Regions from separate parts of the Homo sapiens genome. Here region 2 is linked to region 1. The links are chromatin contacts, found by POLR2A ChIA-PET in ENCODE. All regions are on one chromosome and are shown on one strand. Each heading gives the region's core, a stretch centred on a gene start or an enhancer-like site at or near the end of the contact. The rest is flanking DNA. Distances are from core to core; before and after follow the strand shown. Region 1 holds the start of FCHO2 (FCH and mu domain containing endocytic adaptor 2). Region 2 overlaps IQGAP2 (IQ motif containing GTPase activating protein 2).

Evidence for each region. ChIA-PET counts read pairs that join two places held with the same protein, here RNA polymerase II (POLR2A).
Region 2: POLR2A ChIA-PET joins it to region 1 with 13 read pairs in PC-9. The contact joins the enhancer-like site here to the promoter of FCHO2 in region 1. POLR2A ChIA-PET finds 5 or more read pairs at or near these places in 2 of 52 experiments (H1 and PC-9).

What each region holds. Positions count from the first base shown.
Region 1 is chr5:72,954,732-72,957,315 of GRCh38, forward strand. FCHO2 (FCH and mu domain containing endocytic adaptor 2) reads left to right here and starts at 1,310. Exons shown (of 26, transcript NM_138782.3): 1 at 1,310-1,398. The coding sequence starts at 1,366. FCHO2-DT (FCHO2 divergent transcript) reads right to left here and starts at 1,153. Exons shown (of 2, transcript NR_186392.1): 1 at 283-1,153. RefSeq lists a silencer at 1,203-1,902.
Region 2 is chr5:76,474,870-76,477,453 of GRCh38, forward strand. The region is part of intron 2 of IQGAP2 (IQ motif containing GTPase activating protein 2); the gene reads left to right. Among named protein-coding and RNA genes, the nearest start is that of IQGAP2, 73 kb to the left of the region's middle. Within about 2 kb of position 1,307, at least 2 of the 41 ENCODE cell types and tissues checked have a DNase peak (open chromatin) inside an H3K27ac peak, as active enhancers do.

The DNA of each region.
Region 1 (2,584 bases), core at 60-2,559:
TATTTCTAAATTTGACTTTCCCTAAAACTAAGTGTAAATGTCAGTGATATGAGGACTTTTTAAAGAAACAAAATAAAGAAACAAGATACACAAAAATAGAGCAACTATGGCCAATCTTGTTTCATCCCTTTTCATCTATGACCTTACTCATACCCCTATCCATAATAAATGACTTTCAGCAAATCCTAGATGTTCTGCATCCTATATCTTTCTAACAGATATTCTTAAAAAGTATGACCACAATACCATTATCCAATTATTCCTTGTTCAACAAGCACTTACAATTTCATCCATGTGAAAGGCACCTCATGATTTTTACTTGAGGATGAAGATAATTTCTCATGAATTCTCATTGTTTTAAGTCACCTGAAGAGGTGTGATATGCTACAATAAATCTATTTGTAGGGCTTGGCTTCAAGAACTGAAGATTCTGGACCTAGCTGATCTGGTGACAGTGAACTTGAGACCTCTAATAGCGTTTAACTATTTTTTTTTAACTTTTGGAAAGCAAGGTGTAGGAAGGGGATTTAGTTTTTCCATTAGGTCGTGGCATGTTAAGACTTGTTTCTTTTTCCAAAATGTTCAAGTTGCTGAAGAGAACTATGGACTATGGGTCAGGAAGTCCGTCGGTTTCGGGTCACATTCCGCTCCCGCAGGCCTGCGGGCCGCCCCAGCTGGTTTGTTCCCGGCGTGTTAGAGGTCAGAGGCCGAGGCCGCACTCAGTGCCTGGGTCTCGCGCAGCTCCAGGGCTCTCAGGCGACACTGGGCGTTTCCTTTCCGGCTTCGGAAAGTTTTGTTTTGGTTCAAGGAAAGGCGCCCTGTTGACCAAAGGCTTCTCAGTCTCCTCCGGGTGGCCAGCGGCCAAGTTTCCTCCAGCCCAGCGAGTCCAGACTATAGTCCGTTCGAGATCCTCGAAGGCCGGGGAAGCGAGTCTTGTGAGGAGAGAAAGCGAGTGGGCAGCCAGCCTGCCGACTCCACTGCCGCTGGCTGGCCCTTCTCTTCCCTCTGTCCCTGGGCCAGTGCCCGTCGCACCACAAACAGTGCGAGCAGTCTCCCCGGTGACTCCTCAAGGACCCAGTTCTCCACCATTCCTAAGAGAACACTCAACCCAGCCGCGCCCGGGATGCAGAGAGATCTACCAACACCCGAGAATGGGGACAGGGCGCATGCGCACACCGTGGCCGTGGCGTCTAAGTGCTCGCCCAGCTGCGGCAGCCGCTAGGTGGCGCATGCGCCCTGGAAGGTGCGGGCCGGTCTCTGGGAAGAAGGCGGCGGCGGCGAAAGGCGGGGGTGCTGTGGGGGCCGGGCCGTGTTTACACAGCGGCGGGCGGGCGCGGACGCGGAACCCGGCGCGGCGGCGGCACGATGGTCATGGCGTATTTCGTCGAGAATTTTTGGGTAAGCTTAGGATGTTGGAAGTCGTGTGTTTCGAAGTCCAAGGCTTTTGGCGCCTGAGCTTGGCCTGCGTGCGCTTCGGGCGGCGGCGGCGGCCCCTCCGGCAGGGCGAGCGTCCTCCTGCCGCGTCCCGCCTGGGTGAGGTCCGGCGGGCGACCGGTCGCCAGCCTATAGGGACTCCCGGGCTCGCAGCCCTATGGGGACGGGGGCTGTCACCGCGGCCCGGGGGCCCGCAGCGGGGCCGCCGGCCACCGGGGCTGGGACAAAGCGCCGGATGGGGCGGGAGACGGGACCCAGCCCCACCGGAGGCTCCCGGTGCCGCGCTCCGCGCGGGGCGTGCGCGGCAGCTCGGACGCGAAGGACGGGCCCGCGGCACAGCCGCCTCCCGCTGCGCGCTGGCTGGGAGCGCCGGGCGGTGGGGTTTTGCCTCCTGCCCTCACCGCGGGCCCCCCATCTGAGCGATCCCTTTTACCTCTGACGGTTTCCACACCAAATCCAGTGCGGGGTTGGGCTGGACTAGCACTTCCTCTCAGCCTCGCAGCTCGGCTCGTGGGTTTGCGCCCAGGACTTTGCCTCTGGGCCTGTTCACAAAGCGTTTAAAAGTTGGATTTAATGTAACTGGACTCCTTGGGCTTAAATGCATGGAGACCTCCCCCTACTCTGTGCTCCTTCCCCTTCCTCATTCTTTCCACCCCTTGTCTTAGCTCAGTATTAGATTCTTCTTTGAGAATTTCTCCGGCTCCCGGTGGAGTATTTTTCTGCAGTTATTGTTTTTTTTTTTGTAATGGGAAGTACAGTTCAGCCATGTACAGGAAAGGAACGTGTTTACTCAGGTATCTTTCGTGAATCCCATTTTATGCCCTGACAGTTGCAAGTACTGCAGGTCCATTTTCGTTGAGATTTAGACATATTTAAAGGGGTAATCTTTTAGCTAGTAAGGAATGTATGTTAAATTCTTAATTCTAAGTGCCTCAAGCATGGTCTTGGTTAGTAATCAGATCAGTTCATAGTTATTTATTTGTCTTGAATGTACCTTGTTTTCCACAAAGAACGTATATACTAGACCTTAGGTGTTTTGTTTTTTAAACAGCTTTATTGAGTTCACATTTCCGTACCAATACACTCATTTAAAGTGTAGTACAATTCAGAGGTTTTTTCATATGTTCATAGAGTTGTGTAAACATCACCA
Region 2 (2,584 bases), core at 57-2,556, 3.5 Mb after region 1:
ACCTGGCTGATTTTGTATTTTTAGTAGAGACGGGGTTTCACCATATTGGTCAGGCTGGTCTTGAACTCCCGACCTCATGTGATCCACCCACCTCAGCCTCCCAAAGTGCTGGGATTACAGGCATAAGCCACCGCGTCCGGCTGAGGTCTGCCTTTTAACAGAGCACTGGAGTACACTATTATGCACACTGACATTTGAGATAGCATCTATGGCTGAGGCTGTCTCAGCTCTCAGCCTTCCCACCCCAGCTTAGAAAAAAGGAACAGAGGATACCCCTTCCTCTGGGATGAGAGGGGAGAGAGGAAGGATACTAAGAGTCACCATCTGCTGAGGTGAGGAGGGTGGAGGCATGAAAAAGCAGTAGTGCATCAGCCAGGGTTGGATAGAAAGCCTGAGTAGTTTTGAAGATCCAATTAGTGTTATAAATGTTCTTTGCAGAGCCAATAAGCATTTTCATGTGAATTTCTCCAACAAGATAAAAGAATGGGGTAACTATGCCTAGGGATTGACCTGCTGGCTCTGACCAAGTCATAGGTGTTGGGGCTCAGACACTGATGCCCCAAAATACAGCATTTTGACATTCCAAACTGAAGAAGCTTCAAGGTGTCTCTGACATTCCTGCATCCCACATTCTCTTTCAAAGGCTTTATCTACCAAAGATCGAGACCCACCAGGGGAAAGAATTGTTTTTCCTTCCCCTCCCTGTAAGACCGGGAATGTGGCCACACCTGAACAGAACCTTTCACAGGATGACATACAGGTTAATCTCTGTTCCCCATCCCTTTTCCTTGGTAATCTCAACCAAATTCCTTTTCTGCCCCCCTCCCATAACCTGTTTTGCTGGGATGGTAGTTAAGCTTCTGAGTCACTTGAGGGGTGGGTAAACATGTGAGTCTACTTGCGTACATGTTAATAAAACTTATATGCCTTTTCTCCAATTGATCGGCCTTTTGTGAGTTGATTTTTTCAGAGAACCTTCAGATGGCAAAGGGGAGGATTTCCTTTGGCCTCTGCATGGGAAACAGGGACTCCAGGGTGTTCATGAGAGTATTGCTGAAATTGGGTTCTTGAGGTCCCATCTGGCCGAGGAGCCTATGAAGCCAGGATGGGAAAGATGGAGTGGGGTGAAATCAAGGAACCACCTACAATGAGAATAAAGGGCAGGATCTATAAGAATAAGGAAGTGGAGAAGTGAGTAAATAGAAAGGCTATAGTCCAAGATTTGGAAGCCTTGATCTTACAGGTGGAGTATTTCCAGGTAGTGATAACGTGCAAGGTGTGGTGCCTGTGTGTGGTTGGAGTGTAGTGGAGGAGTGTTACCAAGGTCATCCACCTTCTTGAAGCCACCCAGCAGAGGCAGGCCTGGGAGGAAGGCAGCAATTGTGGCAAGAAAGGAAAAGTCCTGGAGGTCAAGAAATGAGTGGCAAGGTTAGGGGTGAGAGGGAAGAGTGAAGCCCTGAGAAGTGAGGTGATGGACAGGATGTGGCCTGGGAGAAACGTTTATTTGGGAAAGTGATGACTATCCTCTCTTTGTCCTGGGAGTCAAGGAAATTTGGCAAACAACCACCCCTGGAGTGGGTTTATGAGGGGTGGGATTTTGAAGCAAAAGCCAGCTTTTCATTAGACAAGTAGGTAGAGAAAGTGTAAACAAAAAGTGATAATATAGGAGAATTACAACGGGTCAGGAGTTCAGAGGCTCATTGGAAGGAGTGAGTAGGCTTGGGGTATGTTTAAGGAGGGCTGGTTAGCAGGATGGAGACAGATGACTTTATATGAGTTCTGGGGGGGTCAGGACTTTTACTAGAGTTTACTAGGAAACCAAATCCACTGCAGAAACAGGCATAGATTTATGTAACTGTGGTAGGGGCCCATTAGAGATCTTGTGTTACTGATTTACTAATTGTGCTACTGATTTATTACTAATTCATTAGCTGTGACATACACTTTCAGCAAGTGACTAAAACCTTATGACCCAGAGTAAAATAATTTTATATCATGACCCAGGTAGCTGTGTGATATGTGTAATAAGTGGGCGTGTGTGTCTAACTAAAGATTCACCGAGCAACACTTAACTTCTACTATATGCAACAGCCTCTTATGTTTACTATTCTGTTCTGTTCTAATTCATTTTCTAAGAAAATGCTGGTCATGAACCACTGTGTTGATTTTATGATCCGTTAAAACATTACAGGTCAGGCATGGTGGCTATAATCCCAGGACTTTGGGAGGCCAAGATGGGTAGATTGCCTCAGCCCAGGAGTTTGAGACCAGCCTGGGCAACATGGTGAAACCCTGTCTCTGCACAAAATACAAAAAAAAAAATTAACCAGGCATGGTGGTGCACGCCTGTAGTTTCAGCTACTTGGGAGGCTGAGGTAGGAGGATCACCTGAGCCTGGGAGGTAGAGGCTGCAGTGCACAGTGATCACACCACTGCACTCCATCCTGTGTGAAAGAGTGATACCCTGTCTCAAATCAAAACAAAATAAAACATTACAGCCGCATTTGAATAAAGTGCTTTACACTATCTTGAGCATGTTTTGGTAATAGTTATGTTCTGCATAACAATATCCCATAAGATTATA